Regions from separate parts of the Homo sapiens genome. Here region 2 is linked to region 1. The links are chromatin loops, found by intact Hi-C in ENCODE. Cell type or tissue: GM12878. All regions are shown on one strand. Each heading gives the region's core, and the rest is flanking DNA. Links, peaks and the distances in the headings are about the cores only.

What was found. Hi-C counts contacts between places; a loop is a spot of excess contacts. Peaks named below come from ENCODE experiments on the same cell type or tissue, not always from the same donor. Only the 100,000 strongest peaks of a DNase experiment are listed, where the experiment ranks them.
Region 2: a loop joins it to region 1, with 2.2 times the contacts of the local background. A loop is called at or near these places in 11 of 110 quality-filtered maps.

What each region holds. Positions count from the first base shown.
Region 1 is chr12:53,978,216-53,989,934 of GRCh38, forward strand. It overlaps HOXC10 (homeobox C10), which reads left to right and starts at 6,931. Exons shown (of 2, transcript NM_017409.4): 1 at 6,931-7,795; 2 at 10,954-11,719. The coding sequence starts at 7,045. The coding sequence ends at 11,231. HOXC-AS3 (HOXC cluster antisense RNA 3) reads right to left here and starts at 7,304. Exons shown (of 3, transcript NR_047506.1): 1 at 7,261-7,304; 2 at 6,749-6,868; 3 at 5,736-5,939. RefSeq lists enhancers at 701-1,215, 7,715-8,595 and a silencer at 8,080-8,129. In GM12878, for the core only: a CTCF peak has its summit at 6,782; a DNase peak (open chromatin) is centred at 6,736; H3K4me3 peaks cover 326 bases; H3K27me3 peaks cover 1,961 bases.
Region 2 is chr12:53,786,007-53,797,725 of GRCh38, forward strand. All of the region lies in intron 1 of LOC105378250 (a long non-coding RNA gene), which reads left to right. Among named protein-coding and RNA genes, the nearest start is that of CISTR, 40 kb to the left of the region's middle. In GM12878, for the core only: a CTCF peak has its summit at 5,913 (motif pointing right); no DNase peak of the experiment used is centred there.

The sequences.
Region 1 (11,719 bases), core at 2,077-10,076:
GATCCTCGTCTAGACGCTGCCATAAAGCACCCCCTCACGTTTCTAAACCCAGTTTCATTTCGACCTTAACGACCCAGTCTGGCCTGTATTAGAAACCACTTCCGCCCTAAATAGTAAACAAACCTGTAGTGGAGGGTCTTGGCTCTCCCAACACACTCAGACCCCCACCTCCTCAGCCCGTTGCCCCACATTTTTCCTCTTTTCTCCAGCCTTTCTCAGCTCCCAGCACCCCAGCCCCTTTCCTCCCCGCCGCGCCCACCCCACCCCCCCGCCCCAGTAAATAAACCTGAGGCCGAGTTCAAAGTTTCCCGGAGCTAAGGAGGAATGCTGGTTGTAAAAATCCAAGTTTATAGTGCACGTGGGAGTTTACAAGGGTATTAAGTGGTGTGGGCTGAGAGAGCACTCTGGGCCCCTCCCCCTTCCACCATGGGCTTTGGGGTGCAGGAGGAATCAAGGGCACTCGAAATGAGAAATGGGTTTAGGAGTAGCCTTGAGTTTGGGGTTTCTTTGTCACTTAGACTCTTAGGTGGCTGAGGAATGGCGATGCAAGGGCCCCTTGTAAGAAGACTCGAAACCCCTGCCAAGCACCTCTGAGAGAAAACTCCCTGGCTCTAGTTGTCCCAGATGGAAAGATTGGGGAGCCCTGTTCTGGGGGAGCAAAAGGTGCAAACCAGGTGTCTGAAAGGTGAACAGAGTTGGGAATACCTAGAGCCAGTTCTCAACCAGAAGGGGAGAAACTACCTTGGGCTAATTTCTCGAGTGGGCTGAGAGCAGAAAGGGCTCTTCTCTTAAGAGTAAAGAAGAACTTTGAACTTCAAGGGAGTCAAGGGCACCACCCCTTCGCTTTCCCCGCCTCTCTCAGGAATCCGTAGGGCAATTGTTTCTGGGCCAGTATTCCCTGAAGGGGGGAGCTACTGGGGTTTTCTGGTGCCCCAGGGTTGGATAATGCTGTTTGCTAACCCCTCCCTACTGAGAGCCCGCCAGAACCAGTGCACGCGACTGCACTCTTTATTATTCATATAAACCTTTGGAAAAGGCAACGCCCAGGAAGTTTTTATAACTTTGTTTGGCATAAAAATTTTACAAGATTCCCCATCCCTTAAAAAAAAAAAAGTAAGTTTTGGTCTTGCCATAGGATGAAATCACAGGTCTTTGAAAGGCAGGGGAGAGAGGGGCTCTGAGGGGTGGCAGTGCAGGGAAGGGAGTGTATGGAGCTGCCTTTCTCTGTCTAAGGCAAAAAGGCTTGAAGATCTGAGTCAATCCTTCCTAAAGCCCATCTTGGACTCAGCTTTGGAGCCTCTTTGGACAGAGTCCTGTCCACTCTGCTCTTGCACCTTTACAAACTCTAAAAGTTTGGACAATATCAGCATGACAAGACCTTCCCCCATCACACCCTCTTGTTCTCCTGTAGGCACTACTCTCTCTCTCTCCCTCTCTCTCCACACACACACACACACACACACACACACACACACACACACACACATCTCTCTGCACCGCACCCCTCCAACCCACTGCACAAAGCAAAGACCCATAACCTTGACTCAGACTGCTGATTTGGGAGGGTCTCTGCACACATAGCCCTGCCTTCCTGCCTGCCGCCTGTGAAGTCGACAATGGGTTTGAAGAAAGAATCCAAAATACCAGGAAACTCCTGCCCAGAGGTTGCAGTGGTTGCAGGACCAAAGGAGACAGAGGGCCCAGCAGGGCTGCAGTCCAGGAGCAGAGAACAAAGGCGGCCATGTGGGAGATGGCCTTGCCCACGGATGACCCCTGGACCTGCCCCTCAACCTGGGACTGACAAAATCCCACTCGCTCATTTCCCCTGACTCCAGCCTTGGGAGCACCAACTGGGCTCAACTTTGGGCCATTTTAATGTTTCAGCTCCGGAGGTCAGGACAAAGATGGGACAGACTTCTCCAAAGGTAGGCCTGGTAGACAAGCCTCCTTTGGGGTGATGGAAGTGAAAATACATGACCCCTGAATCCTAGCACTTCAAGAAGCCATCAGCACTAGTGTGGATGTGCCCCAGAATCCTATTTTTCCTCCCTCTAATGGCGACTGCTGGGGCCTGGCTGCTGATGACTGGCAGCCCTACACTTCGCCTTGTGAGGAGGAGCTGAGCTAAGGCTGTAGGCGGGAGAAGGTCAACTCCAAGCCTTAGCAGCTGGGCTAGGGAGGCATGCGACTGAGCCTGGTGCTGTCCCCCTCACTAAGCCCAGCACACCAGAGAAAAATAAGAAAGGCTAGGAAAGAAAGTCAGGGGGAAGGAAATAATTGGAGAGAGAAAAGAGCAAAGAATTAATTGTATAATAAAGAAAGAAGGAAACAAGGAAATGGGAGAAATAAGGAAGACAAGAAAGAGAAAGGATTGGAAAAAGTAGGAAAAAATAAATTACAGGAAGAAAAAAGAAAAAGAAAAACAGAAAGAAGCAAATAAAGAGAAAAGAGAAGGATGAAACAAGAAGGAAAGAAAGAAGAGAAGAAAAAAAAAGAAAAATAAGAAAGGAAAGGAAGGCAAACAGAGATCTTTGAAAAGGAACTTAACCGGTAAGAAAGGTTCGGTGTTTTTCTCCGGAGCAAGCCAGCCTAACCACAGCCCCGACTCTAGCTAGAAACCTGACTTACTGGGGGCAACTTAGAAGCAAACCACTAAAGTGGGGGGCAGGGCCTGCCCCTAAGACATCCTCCCACCCTCCTCCCAAAGCTTCTCTCCGAGGTGTCTTCGGTCTGGTTTCAATTCAGGGGACAAAATTAAATAACTGGCCAGCTTCGGCAGGGCCAGGAAGCAGTCAGACTGGCGCGGGTTATTAGAATTCGGGATTCGGAGATCTTAGACAGCACTTTGGGTAAAAGTGAATATCTGTGGCTGTGTACACATATTTAAGTGCAAGTTAGACACGTGTATAGATGCTGAACTCCGTAGCATCTGTGTGCAAGTGTGTGCAATGTCAAGACGTGAGAGATTCTGCTGGCCGAGCTGCCTGGGGGGCTGTGAGGTCCACAGTAGACCAGAGGCCCTGCTAAGTGTCCTCAGCCTCCTACCTCCCTCTAGTACCTGTTTGAAAATCTTTTTCTTTTCTGGGTCTCTGGGCATTCCGAATTTTGCCTGGAATTTCCCTGCTCCCAATTCAGCTGGGGCAGAGCCTGGTGCTAGTGAAGAAGAAAAGCGAATCTTTTCTTCAAGTTTTGGGAAGGGAAGGATTTATCTCGGCCTCCAAAGCAAGAGGAAAAAACCTGCAATCTCTGGTGTGATTCTGTTTCCTCTTTGCTTAAAAAGATTTCAATACACACACTTTATTTTTATTTTATTATTTAACCCAAAAGGGAAAGACATTCTTCCTTTTTCACTTCATCTTCAGAATTTCCCAGTTGACTTTCTTAACCTGTTGGGGAAACTCCAATTTTTTGCTGGAGAAACCAGGGTGCTTCTGGGGTGTGTTGAGGGCTACAGCCAAGAAAGCAACAAAGGTCCTTTTTTGTTCATTGAGCATATTTTCCTTCTTCTGCTTTCACGTGGGGACCCCTAGCGCCCCAGCCCTTGGGCTGCCCTGTGGAACCCGCTGGATCCTCCCAGAGTATTCACAGAGCTCCTGAACCCTCCTCCTCTGCATTGCTCACAGCCCCACAGACAGAAGGAGGCCCAGCCCCGTCCTTGTTGCCTTTCCAGGATCTGGGTACCCGGGAAGGGAGAAAGGGGCCAGGGCATTGGCCCTGGGTGGGATTTGTCAGGTCGTATGCACAGCTTGAGCCCCACTGTGGCTTGCAGCCCCTGGATTTTCATGTTCCCAAGTTGAGGTAAGAGGGGGGAGCCCCAGACGTAGGCATAGGCATAGGTGTCTCAGCGCCCTCGGAAAGTTGGGGAAATGGATTAATAAAAGTCCATATGTGGGTGATTCTAGCAACACAGGCCTCCCCTGGATCCTAATCCAGTTGCCAAGGGCACAGGCTGAAGGATCTTGGCCCTGTGGGGCAGGGCGGTGGGTGCCTGGCAGTGGCGGCAGGCGGGGTCGCTGTGGCGGCCCGCATGCCTTTGAACGCCAGGCCCGGACAATAGGACCGAAACAGCCTTTGCTCGTGGCCTCGGGAAAGACCGAGCCCAAGGGGGCAGGGCTGGGACCCAGGCCCGCACAAATGCTCCCTTCGCCAGGATAAAACACTCACTTTTTCCTTCCTTTTACCTCCACTGAAGCAGAATCTCAAAGTCTGTGAAAACCCAACAAGTTATTCAGGTCTGCGTCCGAGCGGGCTCTAGTTTAGCAGCACCGGGTTTTCGTTTATCTTGCGTAATTAGAGGCAAACATTTGTCCCACCGGGGGTCCCACTTAGGCTGATGAATTTGATTTCTTTTTTCATTAATCGGCCGTGTTTATCATACTTCTAATTATTTCAACTTTAAACACTATTCTGTCTTGTGAGGAGGTGGGAGTCGAGGCGGGAGGCTCCTCCCTGGAGTATTATTTTCATTAATGATGGCGATAATTCCGAAGCGACTCTGTCCTCTCCCTTGGCTAAGGTGAGAGGTGGGCTTGGAAAGAGGTTGGGTGGTGGGACCCCTGAGGCCGATGGGTCTGCTCCCTGTCTGCTGGTTCCCCAGGCTACGCCTTGGGGCTTGTCTGAAGTTTATCTCCTTCACCCTTTCCTGCCGACTCCTTCACCCCCTCCCAGGCTGGGCTCAAACCCTTTGCGGCTCTTCCCTGGAAACCTTTCTCTGATCCCAGCCTGTCCTGGCTGGCCTGGGCAGAGGCTCGGGTAGCACTGTCCTGGCCCCCAGCTACTAACACCCAGAGAAAAAAAAAAAGAAAAGGCTGAGGTGGCCAAGGGCCACTTGGCCGTGGGGAAAAGGACCCACCAGACTCCAAAGTGGGGGGTAAGGGTAGGGAACTGGGACGCTAAATTCCTGGGAAAAGCACACCAGGCAGGAAAATAAAGGAGACGTGAAAGAGGGGGGAGGGAACCCCCAAAGCCATATAATTCTCAATTGCTTTGGTATTTAATTTCATCGTCCCATAAATGAGGAAATATCAGTTCCCATACTAAATTTTTATCCCTGGCTGATAAATATGACGGGAAATTTTCGTTGGGTCCTCGTAAAAGGGAACGGTTTCGATCAAACTGGTGGGGAAAGACTAATGCAGATAATACAAACAGAGTGGCCATAAAGTCTCGCCCGTTTCCCGCGGGATGGGCGGTGGGACAAATGGCTCCCTGGATTGACTGCTGCCCGGACTGTCCCAAGTCTGGGGCCTAAACAGCCTAACCTTGCCCTGGATAACCCCCATGCTGAGGCCACGGTGACCCTGCATATGAAAACACAAAACCATTTCAAATCTCCCCTGGCCGGTCCTGCAAGCAAATCATACACTCCACATTTCCTTCCAGTTTTCCGGAGGTTCAGGAACCCCTGCGTCTTCTCTCTCCACCCCTGGATGGGGAAATTCGGCGGATTTCTTTCTGCGGTCTTCTAGCCGCAGCGGGCTTGGGCCTCCTTAGAAACGGTCTAGCCTCCTCACTCCTCCACTCCAGGGCGCTGGGCTCCAGTCCTTTCCCCGCCAAACTCCAGCCCTTCGGAAAGTCTGAACCCTAGGCTCTGTCCAAGGAAAAATGTGGGGCGACAGGAAAGACAAGTTGTTCTCCAGATTCCGTTTCCTGAGGAAGGGGTGGAGAGTTTAGTTCGCTTTGGAAGAAGGCGATGGAGAAACGGAAATAACTGTTTGAAACATACGGTTCCCCTTATTTCTTCCTTTTATTTAAAAACAACCACAAAAATAGACTGGTCTGTCTTCTTTCAAACATGCTCCCAGCCCGTGCGCTCTGTAAAGGACGCTTCTCTGGGTCGGGTTTTGTTGCGTCTTGTGTGCTGGTTTCCCGTGTGATACGTGACTCCTCCAAACTGACCGAGGCTCCGCAGGTTCCCTCTTTCTTTCCCGGAATATTCCCTGTTTTAGCGGGGGCAAGGTCAAGCGGAAAGCGAGGACCGCCAGGGCCTGAAGTAAAGCAGCAGAACCGGCTCCAAGGCCAAAGCCTTGTGGGCCCCTGAGATGGTGACCCAGGAGCCGCCCACCCTGCCAGGCCCAGGCCACAGCTCTCGGGTCGGGGATCGGGTGCCTCTGGTCTCTGGCTTCCTCTTTCCCCTACCCCGCGTCCATTCGGAACCTCCTTTTCCGAGCAGCCATGAAGTGACCGTGACCCCCTCCCTGGCCCACCCTAGAGGCTGGAGATTCCCAGTCAACCCCCACAGGAAACTTGCAACTCCAGCGCCGCGGCCCCCAAGCTTCCAGCCCCGAGGGCCAAGCCCGGGGAAAAGAGGAGGCGGGAGAGCAGAAACTTTAGTCCTGTTTGGTATTCCTTAACTTTTTTTCCCCTTTCTCTGCTCATCAGATCCCCCCAAACCCCCCCCCCCACAAACCTCACCCCACTCCCATCCCCAAGGTAAGAAGTGGGAGTCGGGTCCGGGGATATGGAAAGGGGAGATGAAGAGTGGGGAGAAGTACCTGATTCGTGTCTCGACCTTTTAATTTGAATTTGACTGTTTTGAGCCCCGGGTTGCCTCGCTCTCTCCCTCTCTCCCGCATTTCCCCCCTCTCCGCCCCCTTCTCCCCAGGAGTTACAGGCTGGTTACTGGATAAACAAACCCCACTCTTCCTAGAACCCCCACCCCCACCCCCACCCCCCTCCACCCCTCTACCTCCCCTGCCGCCCGGGGGGCGCTTCCTTTGTTCGCGGGGAAGGGCTCCGGTGCCCCTACCCCGAGGCAGCTGCTAGATGGCGCTGTTACTCCACTCTGCGCGCTCCGCCTGCCGACAACTTGACCCCGCTGACGTCACGGCCGTCTGAATCATCAAGGCCATTTTCAAATCCCATTGGTCTAGCCGTCACATGGTGAGAACCGAATGCGCGGATAATTACGGAGCTGATATTTCCCCCCCTCCCCTTCTTTTTCCTCCCTCCCCTCCAACCGCGCCCCCCCTCCCGGATGGGGAAAAAAAAAGATGTCAGCTCCTCCGCTGTAGTATTGCTCCTTAAAAACCCCTCTCTCTGAAAATGACATGCCCTCGCAATGTAACTCCGAACTCGTACGCGGAGCCCTTGGCTGCGCCCGGCGGAGGAGAGCGCTATAGCCGGAGCGCAGGCATGTATATGCAGTCTGGGAGTGACTTCAATTGCGGGGTGATGAGGGGCTGCGGGCTCGCGCCCTCGCTCTCCAAGAGGGACGAGGGCAGCAGCCCCAGCCTCGCCCTCAACACCTATCCGTCCTACCTCTCGCAGCTGGACTCCTGGGGCGACCCCAAAGCCGCCTATCGCCTGGAACAACCTGTTGGCAGGCCGCTGTCCTCCTGCTCCTACCCACCTAGTGTCAAGGAGGAGAATGTCTGCTGCATGTACAGCGCAGAGAAGCGGGCGAAAAGTGGCCCCGAGGCAGCTCTCTACTCCCACCCCTTGCCGGAGTCCTGCCTTGGGGAGCACGAGGTACCCGTGCCCAGCTACTACCGCGCCAGCCCGAGCTACTCCGCGCTGGACAAGACGCCCCACTGTTCTGGGGCCAACGACTTCGAAGCCCCTTTCGAGCAGCGGGCCAGTCTCAACCCGCGCGCCGAACATCTGGAATCGCCTCAGCTGGGGGGCAAAGTGAGTTTCCCTGAGACCCCCAAGTCCGACAGCCAGACCCCCAGCCCCAATGAAATCAAGACGGAGCAGAGCCTGGCGGGCCCTAAAGGGAGCCCCTCGGAGAGCGAAAAGGAGAGGGCCAAAGCTGCCGACTCCAGCCCAGACACCTCGGATAACGAAGCGAAAGGTAAGGCCGCCTGGGCCGCGGGCGCCACTGGGACGTTCCGGCACTTGGTCTTCGCGGCCGGGGAGGGGGGCAGGGGAGAGGGTTGGGCCCAGGAGGCCCCAGACCATTTCGGGAATGCGACCCTGGCTTTCGACTAGCGTCCGCTGAGCTCCAGGCTGGTGGCGCGTCACTTAGCTGGGGAAGGTAAGCGGCGACGTGGAGGTGTCGGCCCTGCCCCGGCCATGGGTGCTAAGGCGGGGGCGGTGCGCACCGCGGGCCGCCTGCAGGCGCAGTGTGCTGCACCGGACGGGTGGCTGCTCCCAGGCGCGTGCTGGCTGTGGTTTGCTTTCTCAATGCTGGTGTCCTGGGGAGCTGACGTCCCCCAGCTCAGGTCAGGGGCTTGCAAAAAGCCTAAAATGGCGATCTTGGGCCAGGGACTAGGGAAGGCTGGGGAGATGGGGGGAGTTCTCTTTACTGCGTTTTCCCAGTTGAAAATTGTTTCCTGCGAAACGCGATTTGTTGTTTGTGGGTCTGATTTGTGCGTGCGGCTTGGGCTCCTGCGGCTTTTGGCTCGGCCGGGGGCCTTGGGCAGCGAGGCTGGAGCCGGAAGAGGTGGAGGTGAAGGGCTGCCCGCCACGTCCCTCCCTCCTCCAGATGCCTGGCTTGGATGGCGTTGGAACAGGGCATTTGGAATGTTGTAAGTTTTCTGTTTCCTCTTTTAATTTTTTCTTTTCCATTTTTTTCTAGTTAAATTATCTTTTTTCATTGGTTTCCAAAAGCAGCTTACAAATGAGTGGTTGGGAAATTTCTGTGTGCGTGGCAAGAGGTTTTCTCCTGAAAGGGAATGTGGCTTTGGTTGGATTTCACTGTAATTTTGGTTGAGAGAAAGCCCAGCCAGAGTTCAAGCTCAGGGTTCAAGATTCATTTCTGCTGTAGGAGCTGGGGGCCTTCGGGATCTTTCTCTGATACTTGGGGAAAGAATGTGGAGGAAACGGGAGCAGGGGAGGAAAAGCTGAGGGGAACGACTTTTCCTGAAAAGTTGTAGCAAGAGCCTCAGAAAAAGGCCCAACCAACGGGGAAGAATAAACCTGCTCCCCACAACACCGGCTACTGGTGACAGTATATAAGGGGCTCATTGGGTGTAGAGGAAGATGAAATACTGAGAGCGGAGCAGGCTGGGGGCGGCCTGGATCTCCTGGTGCTTTGTATATGGATGCGACGCACACGCATGCCTACGGGCGACCTGTGCCACACTCACGCACATCCATATTGCATGATCCTTGCACACTCACGCATGCCCGCTCACACATGCACAGGCACTCTTTTGGCGGGCAAGGGCAGAGCCTCATCCCCTTGGGTCTGCAAAGGTGGTCTTGGTAAATCATCCCCATAGAGACACTGACTGGAAGATGAGCGCTGGTGTGTTCATGAGGATAAGGGGGAGAGTGAGGCGCCTACAGCCTCAAAGCCTTTCGTTTGGCACGTGTGCAGTGTGAAGGTTTAATCTTATACCCTCTCTACAGACCCTGAGCTTGGTTAGGGAGCAGATTTGGGGCAGGAAAACCTGCATTCTAGCCCCCACCAAAAGCAAAGTCAAGGTTAACAAGTTCACCTCTTAACTCGACCTGCACCCATTCCCATAGGCTCTCCCTTTCCTCTAGCTGTCCCCACAGCAACCTAATCCCTCCCACCCCAAGGAATCCCTCTTACCCTGTACCCTCTCTGTGCCCTTCTTTCCTCTCCTCCTGTTTTGATGTCTCCACCAGGCCAGAGGCAAGAGAGCTTTTGATTAAACTTCCCCATTTATAATTTGTCTTGTCCCCCCACCCCACCAAACCTAACAACTCCAGTAAGAAAATAAACAGGACGTAGTTAGATGTGGAGAGCTTGTAAACAATCTGGCAAGAAGCTGCAGGTGCAGAGACAGGAGAGAAAATTCGGGACATTCAGATTTTTTTAGACTGCAACCTCAAGTTTGCCTTTTTTGTGTGTTTTCTGGTTCCTCTTAGGCCCCCGCCTCACCCCGCCCCCAACAAGATAAGATCCAGGAACCTGGCAGCCTCATTGGAATAGGGAGGAGAGAGAGCTCAGAGCCATCAGCAGAGTCCTTTGCTGGGTGTCCTCTCAGGTCTTTGGACTCTGTTTTTTGCCCTTAAAAAGATGGCCAGGTTCCCTTCTGCTACTTGAGAAGCAAGGCTGGTCCATTTCAGCAAGAATGTGTGTCAGGGATAGAGGCTGTCAATAAGCTCATGGGAAATACACAGTATTCTATAGTATCTCCTTACAAAAAAAGACTCATGTACATATCTATGTGTGTGTACTTATGTGTATAGGTGTGTGTATCTCTGCAGGTATACATGTGTACTTGCAGGCATACACATCTACGTATGCACAGACTGGGCAGGGGGTTTCTAGGAGGCTGCATTTCCTCAGGATATGTCTCTCCCTTGACCTTAGGTCCTTTGGCCAGGAAAGTTGTTTGAGGACCCCTTAGGTTGCCCCAGCTCTGTTGCCCCTGACCTCTGCTGCTCTTACAAGCTCCCCTCAGCTGCACATACCTGGGAGAAATGATTAAGAGAGGAAGAGATGGCAATGGGAGACCTAAGGGAGCAGAGTCACTCTGTGGCAGCTCAGGTTGGGGTAAGAGCTGGGGGCCCAGGACAGGGACCACTGCAGTGGCCTCTGGCCACAGATCCTGGAACAAAGTCCCTCCACTGAGTTGAAACAGGTCAAAGCTCTCTGGGAATTTCTCTGGTCTGTGGGTGGACTCTGCTCTGGTCTGGGGCCTGGAAAATGCTTTTCCATCTGGTTGGATTTTTCCAGAGCTGGAATGGAACAGAGAGAAGGGGGGATCTGGCAAGGTTTAGGGAATCTGCCAGGGTCAGCCAGCTGGGGGAAAGCCAGGGTACTCAGGATCTTTTAGATTAAGGTGGACTTGGGTAATTTAAATTTAATAAATGCTTGGAGGCAAGAACTTCCTCCCTTTATCTCCCTAAGTCTAAACCCCAAAGAAATTGTAAGAACCTTGAGCCTAAGAGGAGCCCACCGCCAGGCCCCTGGGGCAAGAGCAGCTCCCCTGTGCTCCCTCAGCCACCCCACAGCAGGCTGGCAAAGGCTGCAGCGCTGAGAGGGTTTTCGACTTCGAGGGATACTTATGTAAATAATGTTATTTTTAACAGAGGAGATAAAGGCAGAAAACACCACAGGAAATTGGCTGACAGCAAAGAGCGGAAGGAAGAAGAGGTGCCCCTATACTAAACACCAGACGCTGGAATTGGAGAAAGAATTTCTGTTCAATATGTATTTGACGCGAGAGCGCCGCCTGGAGATTAGCAAGACCATTAACCTTACAGACAGACAAGTCAAAATCTGGTTTCAAAATCGCAGAATGAAACTCAAGAAAATGAACCGAGAGAATCGGATCCGGGAACTGACCTCCAATTTTAATTTCACCTGAGAGCGCGGCCTCTCCTCCTCCCTTCCCGCTCCTTCCTCTCCCCGCCCCTCCTCCCTTTGTGCCTGGTGATATATTTTTTTTTCCTCCCTGAGTATAAATGCAATGCGACTGCAAAAAAGGCAAAGACCTCAGACTCTCCTTCCAAGGGACCTGTGGTTCGTGCTGCGAAGATGCTTCCACTTAAAGCATGAGAAATGGGGTGCCGGGATGTGGGGTGTGGTGTGTGCCCTCATAGATGGGGGTGGGAGTGTGGCTGGTGTGTGTGTCAAGCCCTCACTCACCCACGCACTCACACACAGCATTCTGTTCTCCATGCAAAGTTAAGATCGAATCCATCCGCTTGTAGGGGAAAAAAAGGAAAAAAATTAACCAGAGAGGGTCTGTAATCTCGCAGAGCACAGGCAGAATCGTTCCTTCCTTGCTGCATTTCCTCCTTAGACTAATAGACGTTTTGGAAAGTTCGGCTAGTGTTCGTGTGTTTGTCGTAG
Region 2 (11,719 bases), core at 2,435-10,434, 190 kb before region 1:
CTTGTGAAGGTTGCACTTTTTTCACATTTGAATTGAAATTTATAAACCAGGTTTGTATTGTGTATTATGCCATGGAGGGAGGTTTCTGAATCAGGAAGGCCTGAGATACGGTTCTCATTACTATCTGGAGGATAAGTAGACAGATGGAATTGGATAGCTGGACGCTTCCTGGGAGATACTTGTAGAAATTGCTATAGTCATTGAGATCCCTGCTTTTCGAAGTATGGTCCATGGGCCAAGTATCATGGGCATCACTTGGGATCTTGTTAGAAATACAGAATCTTAGGCCCTAACCCAGACCTAATGAATTGGAATCTGCATTTTTAACACGCTCCCTGAGTGATCTGCATGTTCTTGAAAGTTTGAGAAGCACAGGTCTAGATGATTGGTGAGAGGCATCTGGCATAGAGTGGGCACTATGGAAGGGAATAGATAGGGGCTGAGGAACTTTGGAATTGGGAGCACTAGGGTAGAGGCTCAGGCTGGAGAAACTGAATCTGCGGAGGGGGGAAGAGTGTGGGCCCTGGCTCACCTCCCTGTCTCCAGGCCTCCCACACCAGTCGCCATGCCAGGCTTTGGCACTCGGCCCACTCTGGGAAAATGCCTGCTGTGCCCATGCTGGAGTCTGCCTGGTGCTCAGGGGCTCCCCTTGGGCAAGCGTTGCGTGGGTTAGGACTGCTGCCAATTTTGCTTCCCCTACTTCGTATGGATGGACGGACTGAAAGGGACTGGGAGGTCAGATCAGTCATGCCCCTGCCTGAGTGTTGTACTGTCCCTTAATCAAATGAGTGACAATTTGATGATACTAATGATACTAATTGAGGAGACTAGGGGGGTGGAGGGATTGAAGTAGCAGTTCTTAACTACCTGTAATGGAAATTAGGATATTTTGTTTTCTTCCAAAGGCGTAAAGGAGAGACCAGATGAATGGGTAAAGGGTTATACCCTTGGAGGGGCCAAATTAATGCTTTTTAAAGGATCTTGTGATGATATTTAATGGGCTAATGACGAAATATACAAGACATAGAGTTCCAGAGACCTGAAGTCATCGTCAATGCAAAAAAGTTATCAAGTGCCATTTCAGAACTTTTCTTAAGCTTTTGAAGGGTTTGTGTACTTTACCTCCAATAAGAATAAATAACAAGGAAAGATCAGTATTGAAGCGGCATGGATTGAAATTGAACATAAAACATTTTCTGGAGTTAAAGGGAGGATTGAAGGGGATGGCCAGGTTTTTCTGGCCATGCATGTGGGTGCCTCAGTTTGGTTTGGAATGCCTAGGAGGGCTCCTGCTCTGAAACAGGGAAATGCACAAAATAAACTCTCAAAATCTTTTCTATCCCAAGGATTCTCCATTCAGCTCCATAAATGAAAGGCTACGTGGATGTGTGGTGAATTTAAGATGATGGGCATGGGGATGAGGAATGATAGAAGAAAACAATAATTTCATCAGAGCTTTAAAACCCTTGCTAAAAATTTCAAAATAGGGCTAAGATTTAGGAGAATAAGTTGCATTTTAGGTCTCAAATAACAGTTTTAAGTTTCTATGTTCTTTGTCTCTCCATGTATCTATCTTGTCTTAGGTTTCTAAAACTCTCAAGGAAAAAGAACATCTGTTTTACTTACACATATTCTTTTCTTTCTTTCTTTTTTTTTTTTTTGAGACAGGATCTTGCTTTGTCACTCAGGCTGGAGTGCAGTGGTGCAACCATGGCTTACTGCAGCCTCCATCTCCCGGGTGCAAGTGATCCTCCTGCCTCAGCCTCCCAAGTAGCTGGGATTACAGGTGTGTGCCATCACGGGGCCAATTAAATTTTTTTTTTTTTTTTTTTTTTTTTTTTTTTGTAGAGACAGGGTTTTGCCATGTTGCCCAGGCTGGTCTCAAACTCAAGGTGGGCTCAAGGTGGGCTGGTCTCAAACTTGAGGTGGGCTCAAGGAATCCATCCACTGGGCCTCCCAAAGTGTTGGGATTACAGACATGAGCCACCATGCCCGGCTTACTCATATATATGTATATATATATATATATATATTCTTTTTTTTTTTGAGATGGAGTCTTGCTCTGTCACCCAGGCTGGAGTGCAGTGCCGTGACCTCGGCTCACTGCAACCTCTGCCTCCCAAGTTCCAGTGATTCTCCTGCCTCAGCCTCCTGGGTAGCTGGGATTACAGGCTCCTGCCACCATGTCTGGCTAATTTTTGTATTTTTTTTTTTTTTTTACTAGATATGGGGTTTCACCATGTTGGTCGGGCTGGTCTTGAACTCCTGACCTCAAGCAATCCACCTGCCTCAGCCTCCCAAAGTGCTGGGATTACAGGTGTGAGCCACCACGCTGGGCCCCATGTATATTCTTTATATATCTTAAATGTCTAATACAATGATGGTGATAATAGCTACCATTTGTTGAGTACTGTGCCCTATACATTGTTCTAAGTGCTTTGCATGATTATCTAAGGTAATACAACAGTTCTATGAAGTAAGTATTGTTATCCCCATTTTACAGAAGTTGAAACTAAGGCTCAGAGAGGTTAAGTAATTTGTGCAAGGTAAGTAGTAAAGCTAGCATTTGCATCAAGTTTGAGCAAAACTTGTGCTGCTAACCCCTGAGCTATATTCTGCACAGAGTAGTGGCTCAGTAAGGGATAGATGATCATTGAAACTTAATGGTGTACTTAGAGGTAATCAAAAACAGTAGATAATCCAAACAGTGAATAATAAAGAAACAATTTCTATTTGCTTTTTGGAATATAGAAGAGACACACTTAGTGACACATGCAAGCTTATATTCAGACATTCTCTCATTCACCTTCACTGTGTCCCACCCTGCAGTCAGTAGCTTGGAAAGGGTGAGGGGCTAGGTATAAAATAACTCATTGAAAGTCATGTGTGTATACATGCTTTGTGGACACATGTTTGCATTGGGCTGGAAATAGGCATTAAAGAGTAAGGTATGCTTATCTCCGTAGGTCCATCAACATATTTGTTAGACTTTTTGTGTATGTTGTGTATGTGTGTGTACAAATCCTGAATGAGTTAAACCAGCTATAGGGAACTGGCTGCCTTCCACCCCTGATCTTGGCTGATGTGTTTGTACCAAACCCTGATATTTATTTTTCATCACCTCTCAAGGGAACTTCAATGAGTTTTCTTTCTGGGAAGTTTATGGCTAAGATGCTGGGCTGCTTTGGGGCCCTTATAAATCTGCTATAATCAGAGGAGGTTTGCAGAGAAAGAGAAACAGCAGCCACAAGGCAATCCTCTCCTGTCCTTTACTTTCTAGCCTAACACACAGTCGCCCTTGTATGAGTACCACCCACATCTACCATCACTCTCCTAGAACCCCTTGATAGAAGGTGCTCAGATAATTCGTTTTATTTATTTCTTTGCTTCTAAGTGGGCCTCTATACTTTGTCAGAAAGAGGAGAATTAAAAAATGTACAAATACATCTACAGTTGAGATTATGAGAAACTGGTTATTTAAACAGTGGTTCTGTTTTATTAAAAAAAAACAAAAAGAATGAGAACAAACTTTTGCAGAAGCAAGGATGGTAAGAGGAGTTGAAAGCCCCTGCATGCTTTTGTAGAAAACTTTAAGAAAAGATTGTCTGTGATGCTCCTGGAAGCAAAAAGCTGGATGATCTGAACATTATTAGGAGGCAAACACAACACAGGAATTCCCTTCCTCCATCTTTCAATGCTGGTAGTTGGGAGATTTTTTTATGAGGGATTTTTATGACAAACTTTACTTTATATTTGACATTTAACAGCATCTCCTGTCCAGGGCATGAGGAAATATAGATATTTATTGACATATGGTGTCAGAAGATCGAGGAAAATTGACTCTGGAGAAGGAAGGGGGAGGGGTTTCTCCCTTTCCCTAGGTATGCAAATTACCCAGCTTAATTTGTGTAGCATATGCTTTTCTGTGCTTTGTGCTTTTCTCAGTAATGAGATTAAGAAATCATTTCATTGTTAATAAAGAACTCAGTGGGGGAAGAGGGAAGATGAGAGACATATAGAAGGAAGCACAATGGGCACCCTGTCCTGTTTGAACCTTATATGCATTCCTTAAATAACACTGGATACAATAGACGTGGGGACAAATGGAACCTGAACTGGGATCCAGGTCCTGGTTCTTGTCATCCTTTTTTAAAACCTCAAGCTTCTGCAGTTTTATCTTGAATTTCACTGTTCTTTGCATTTCTAATAATAAATAGCAGTTCCATATCAAATGATCCCCAAAATCAAGAATTCCTTCCCATTAGCTGTCTTTTCCCTGGAATTCCTTCCTCCCAATTTCTGACTGCTGAAATCCTACACAATCATCATGGCTTAGCTTAGATGTTACCCCCTGTCCGAGCCTTCCTGGATAGCCCTACCTGGAAGCAATTTCTTTACTTTCAACTCCTATCCTCCTTTGACTGATTGTCAGCTATAGTTGTGCGTCTTCTGTTTCTCCCTTACTCAACTATAAGCTTTTGGAGCAGAGGGACTGTGTCCTGAATATTTTATATTCTCTACACAATGTTTAACATAGAGCAAACAATTGTTAAATAAATTTAATGAAGCGGCCGGGCGCGGTGGCTCACACCTGTAATCCCAGCACTTTGGGAGGCCGAGGTGGGCAGATCATGAGGTCAGGAGATCGAGACCATCCTGGCTAACACAGTGAAACCCCGACTCTACTAAAAAAAAAAAAATACAAAAAAATTAGTCGGGCATGGTGGTGGGCGCCTGTAGTCCCAGCTTCTCGGGAGGCTGAGGCAGGAGAATGGCGTGAACCCGGGAGGCGGAGCTTGCAGTGAGCAGAGATCACGCCACTGCACTCCAGCCTGGGCAAGAGAGCGAGATTCCATCTCAAAAAACAAAAAACAACAACAAAAAAATAAATTTAATGAGTGGTATACAGTTGTAAGTAAGAGGCCATGGGTAGAGATGTGGAAGTAAGGGCATTATGGATATTTTAAAGACATTAGTGTTGGCAGGGCGTGACGGCTCACGCCTGTAATCCCAGCACTTTGGGAGGCCGAAGCAGGAGGATCATGAGGTCAGGAGATCGAGACCATCCTGGCCAACATGGTGAAAAATCCCGTCTCTAATAAAAATACAAAAATTAGCTGGGCGTGGTGACACGTGCCTGTAATCCCAGCTACTTGGGAGGCTGAGGCAGGAGAATCGCTTGAACCAGGGAGTCGGAGGTTGCAGTGAGCCGAGATTGCGCCACTCCTCTGCCTGGAGGCAGAGCGAGACTCTGTCTCAAAAATAAATAAGTAAATAAATAAAATAAGATATTATTGTTAATACATGATGATCTCACTCCAACTTGAACTCTAATATGTTGTCATAAAAAGGCTATTTACGTGAGTTTATAATAGCATAAAATGTATATGATGGTGTATTTTTTTAAGTGTATATTATTTTTATTTTTAAGTGTATGTTATTTAAGCAATGTAAAAAATTGTTCATAGAAAAATCTGGAAATAAACGTCAAAATGCTAAGAAAGAAGATACTATTGTTATTAAGATCTGGACATGATATATATCATATTATAGGGAAGTTTTTATCCCTCTGGTAGGTTTATTCCCTTATAACTTATTTATTCATCATCCATTCTTTTTTTCATTTAAATATAGAGCTTTTTCTAGTGCGGAACAGTCAATAAGCAAGAAAACAAGCAATTAAATGATTACAGATTATGATAAATACCTGAAGGACATAAACAGGTTCTTGCTATAGAGACTAACAGGGAATCTTCCTTCTTTAGATAAGAAGATTATGAAAGGCCTTTCTTGTCACTGTAATATATTTACCCTACTATAATTATGAGTTAATTCAATGTATAACCTGAATAACAGTAATAATAAAATCAATAATTGAATAAGAATGACAGCCTTCCCACCAGGGGGCGTTGTTCCAACTGAGCCTTAGGTTTGGCTCCTACCTTGGGCCACCCTTGCACCCTCCCTTCTGCCTTGGGAAGAGGCACAGTCAGGGCCCTCCCCTTGCCTCAGGATGGACCCTGCCCCCTCTTCTCTAGCCTAGGAGCCAGCAAGCAAAACAGGTGTTAAGAGCTTTGATCTTGCAGGAGACTTGGAGACAGATCAAGGTAGAGGCCTCTGAAATAATGACTGGGGATGTGAGAAGCTGGGGGAAGAGATGGAGACAGAGGCAGACAAAAGGAGACACAAATTGCTGTCACAGAGACTTCCTTTTAGCCTCCCATCTCAGTCTCAGTAGGTTCTGGGCTCTGTACTTCTTGGGGGAGCAGGTCAGGGCCTTTAGGGTTTTGAGGAGAGGAAGGATGTCCCCTGGGTGACTTTAGAGACCCTCTTGGTCATTCCCGGATCCTGATATAAGGCTAAAGGCAACCAAGGCTTTGAGAAGCATGCGGTCTGCCAATTCCCCAGCAGCCTCAGGTAGTCCTTTCATTGCCAGGGTCTTGCTTTGACCACGTTCCTGCCCCTCTCCTCCTGGTACAAGTTGGTGGCATGAGTTCATGTCTCTTGTAGAGTATTGATCACATGCCCCACCACTGCTTCCTGTTGGGATAACACACTTCGGTTGTTAGCTCAGGAATAATCATTCCCCTTCTCACAAAGGACTTGACCTCCTTGGTCATGCTGAGGAACACCTCAGACTGCTGAGAAGTTCTTACTTCAGTTAATGCAAGTTTCTCTAATTAAAGTTGTAGCCTTCACCTCTCTTCAGCCTTCTCCCACCCCGCTGAGACCAGCCTCTCTGCAAGCAACATCCTGAACAAGGATAGAGATTATACTTTTGCTTCAAGATAAACCGTACCTCTTTGCTCCACTCATGCACTTAGAGGACTCATATTGCTGGCTTTGAAGAGGTACTTAGAAGAGAAAGAACTGCAATTCCTACTAGCTGCTAAGGTTGTGCATAAGACAGACTTCTGATCATCAGAGATGGACACGGACTTTAGAATAGTGGTACCTCCATAGCCTTTGAAGTCAAACAGCTAAATTCTTGTCTTAGCTGGATCACTTACATCACCTAAAGTATGAGGCATGGAAGAGCAGTTGCACAGCTTCTTCCATCTGCACTTGGGCCAGAACCTGAGATTATACACTGAAGTTGGCTTTAGGTCTGGTCAGGAACTTTATGCTGTGGGTGCAAGGTAAATGAGGTGGAAGAGAAAGTAACATTGCTTGAAAGAGGAAAGGAAGAGTGAAACAAGAACATATATGGAGGGAGTGGAATAGTTAAGCTGACTCCTGAACCCACGGATCCCAGATTTAGATAGGGCACAGAGTTAATAATCTCTTAGATTATTATTATCTTACTATCTTAGTTCTTGGCTGGAAGTCCTTTGGAGTCTATCCCTCAGTGGGTGGCCCTGTTATTTGTTCCCTTTTTAAGCAGATGGAACAGGGCTCAGTGCAGGCCAGTGTGGATTCTGGTGCCAGGGTGACATTAGTGCAGGCAAATATGACAGATTTTCCCGAGGAACTATGTTCAAAAACAGTAGGAGAGGAGGAAAGGATGGGAGCTGGAGGAAGAAAGAGGGTTAGATTATCCTCTCTGGGTTCCTTGAATGAGGGGATGAGATAGAAGATGAGACTTTAGTCAAAATCATGGTCTCTATCAACTACTTTGCTCTCATGCTTTATCCTTTTTCAACTACTTTCCAAAAAACCACATTGCTAATAATTTCCCTGATCCTTTACTCCACATCATGTGAGTTTATCTTGTCAAGTTACCCCTGAGCAGACACTCCTATGGCCCACGTCAGTCAGGGGAACATCTTGAAGTCCCAAGTCTCTTCCACAGCAGGCTCTGCAACACCAAGGCAGCATCTGTATTGGGAATTTCTCTCTTAGACCTAAACTCATTTCCCTTTCCTGTGAACAGCTGTCTGCCTATCTCCCCATTAGTCTCTCCTCTTCTTTTTTCCCCCTTCTCACCAGGCCTATTTCTTTCTATAACCACGGAGCAGAGTCAGGGAGACTGTTCTGTACGTTTCATTCACTCTACTCCATTCTTCCCCTGCAACCCCGCTCACCCCTGTCTCCAATCCTCTTAACTCCTTCCATCCACCACCTGGCCAGTCCTTCTTGCTTGCTTGCTTTCTCATTTCCATTCCCTTTCTTCCCTCCCAATTTTCTTCATCTATGATTCTAAGCTTGAGGAGGTGGGAAGATAAGTTATAGGGGCAGTGTGCATGAGGGAGTGGGCTTCGGGCACAGCAGAAGTCACTGTGGTTAGGCATCAGGAAGGACTAGCAGGAAGAACCTGCTAGACATTGACATGGGTGGCCTAAGGGGCAGTTACCTCCTGACTCATCTTTCCTAATAGATGGGGCAGGGGTGAAGGTGATAGAGACTTAAATAAAATGTGGTTAGAATAAAGGGACAGAGAAAGGGAACTCCTTAGTCCTATAGAGCAGCATTTTCTTACCCATTCTTTCTTCTCAATTTCTTAATTCAGAATTTGCTTCGTGGGCTTATAATGTAAGTGGTGATCCTTAAGGAGGTGGTAGGGGGCATGATTATATCCTAGACTCTTGCTCTATCCCAGCCTCAGCATAGGTTACCTTCTCTGGCCACATTATTGCTTAGACATAACCTCAGCCTTTGCCTTCATTTAGTTGATAATAGCTCAATTTTGGAAGTTGGGTGGCTACAGAAACATGGTGACTACAGGTTCTTTGGTGAATGGGATTCCTATTTTTATTTGTTCGTTTATCCTATTATGAGTAGGCCAGAGATAATAATGATGTTGATAATAACAGCAGCAACAACTATTTATTGAGCAGTTATAATACATTAATACTGGGTACATACTCCATCTTATTTAATTCTACAAGGAGTCTGTGAAATAGGCAGCATTATTCCTGTTTTACAGTTAAGGGTCTGATGTTCCTTGCTCATGAAATTATGCCCATTTGACTCTAAAATCTTGCTCCTCACTACCACTGTGCTATATTGTACAACTATCTTTTGGAGATCTTTAGGTAAAAAGAATTCTTCTTATCCTTAGTGCCCCTGTTTGGTTTGAAGCAGCATCTGGAACATCTAAGAGGTATTGACTATCAGCTGTGGAAAACTGGTAGATTTTGAAGGAGATGGTGGAACCGTTTTTCTCAGTAATGATAGGAGGATGGCTGAGAGACCCTTTTGAACACAGACAGAAATGCTTTTTAGCTGTACCTAGAACAATGTGTGGCATATGATAGGAACTGTGGGTTTAGTGAAGAGAATGCCCGTAGTCAATCTGGAAGTAGTGAACCTTATAAGAATCCAGAGTAATCTGTGATCATTACCTAATCTCCTCTACACCGCCTCAGAGGGATGGTGATTCCGGGGTGTCTGGGGTTGTTGGCAGAAGAATGATCATCTGTTTTCTGGATTATTTGTGGCAGAGTTTGAATCCTAGACTAGTTCAACTCAATGACAGTCTCCTTGCCCAAACCAATTCTCCCTGCTCTGTGCTAGCCCTACTATAGAACTTCTAATATTTATTTGAGTTAAATGGAATTAATAAGGCAAGTTTTAAATAAAATATTATGTAGCACTTTCTGGAGTCTCTGCATCAATTGAGGGGACAGTCATGGATAAACCTAATTAATAATCAAATTTTTAAGTAACCAAAATGCCATTTTAGTTTAGAATTGATCCTGAAACAGAACATATATTGTGTTCTTAGAATTCACAAAATTTCAGATGGAGTAGTGGGGCTTCCCTAAGGAGGTTCAAATTGTCTCAGGGAGACAGACACTCTCTGGTCTCCATTTGCTCCCTGTGTCCACCCTCTGAACAGGCTACCACAAGTAACCTGCCTATGCAGACAGGACCTTCCTTTTTGTTAATCAAATTAAATATTGTCATCATTTATTTTTAATGGTGCCATCTGAAAGACAGAAGGGTGCCCATGATGACCAGCTCAGGTCTAGGAATGTGAGATCCTCAGGCACTGGATTCTGCAGCCCTGCATCTCAAGGGCTGAGGAAAAAGCTTTGCAGCTGGTGAAGGTGACAAAATCAAGCTGCTTTATAGACCTGAGAGAACTTAAGTGAGGGAGAATGTGGAAGGGGGGTAGGTTGGAATAAGCAGGCGGCTTGGGATGCTCCTTGGTACTGGCTCCTTGGCAACGGTTACTTAGCAACCCTCATTCACCTCTCGGCTGCCTTCTCCTGCCACCCCCCGCCCCATCTCCCTCCCTTAGCTGCTGCAAGGAGCTAGAGAGCTTGGAGTGAATGACAATTTGGAGAAACAGCCGCAGCCTGAAGATCTAAGAGGCTCTAAAGAAGATGGATAAGAAAATCGATGCATAATAAAAACTGCAGGCAAAGCCACCTTGACGGAGGGCGGGTGGCTCTCTCCTCCCACCCTCGTTAGTCTCTCCAGGCTCAAGTCCTCTACCTTATCCCCGTGTCCTCTCTTTCTTTGCATCTACCTTTTTGTGGTTTAGGGAGGGCTATTTGCCTTTGACATGGAAAGGGAAGCAAGGAACATAGGGCAGAAGAAAACAACGTATATGCGGGATGTATGTAGGGGTGCTGGGGTAAGGCAGGGAAGCTTGCTAAGGCAGGGATTATAAGAGAGATGCTTTGAATGCAAAGGGGTTTAAACTGCACCATAAAGTAATGCCCTTATTCAAAAGGAAAGCCTCAATAATGGAGGTGGGAAGGCACATGTGTGAAGTTACCCTCTTGCTTACCCTCTGTAAGATATTAAAGAAAAAGGTATAAGCAACCTTTCTGGAAGGGCTGGGCTGGAGTATGGCCTGGATAAATGAGTTACTGTATATATAAGTACCTATGACAGGCACCTAGTAGGGATACTATAAATATCACTTTCTTTTCTTTCTCAGAAGCTAAGGCTAGAGGAAAAGACATTTTGGAGGTACCATGTTGGCCTGAGAAGCTGTGGACCAATTCTGTGACTATCACTGGTTCTGGCTCTTCAGAGATTTCCATTCACAGGGTCAGGAAGTCCTTTATGATATTAAATTTCATCCCATTTTGTTGAAGTTAGACATTTGATCTATTAATCAACCCTTTATTCCTTAGTGTTTCATGAGCACCAGCTAGCTACCAGACACTGTGAAATAGGTGCTAGGAGCCCCATGTCTATTTGTGATACAGAGTTTCAGTATTATGCATGGCGGGTGGAATAGAGATTCAGTAGGGAGTGGGAGTCTCACATGAGATTGTACATATGAGTGTGCTTTGAGAATTGTAAAGGATGATATCGTTGTAAGTGGTATTGATGAGGGGATTGATTTCAGGGTTTGAAGTTCTGCCCTCTAGTAGGGAGTAGAAGGGATTTGGGGCTGGGGGTGGGGTAGAACTCATTCCAACCAGTCCAGTCCTGTTGGGAACATGCTCTGTTCCAGGGAACGCTAGGGCCTAGGACCACAGTGCTGAGTGGTGAAGGACTGGGACTGAAGAAAAATCCTGCTGCTGCCTGGCCCAGGCATATCTGCCATGCTCCCCTTCTGCTTGTTTACTTTCTACTTTCTTTCAAAGAGGGTGAGGCTCTTAGTAAGTCATCTATTTCCTGTCATTCAAGGCATTCAAAAAGTTCCTTCTTTTCAAGGATGCTTTCCTGGACTAGAGGAGAGCTGGTGACTTCCTTGGTCTCACTGTGCCTGGACGTGGAACGCCCCCCCATTTCCTACCCCTCTCCCACCTCAATTTTAAAATTCCGTCCTCCTCTCTCAATTTGCACACGTCTTGGTCCTTATTCTCAATTA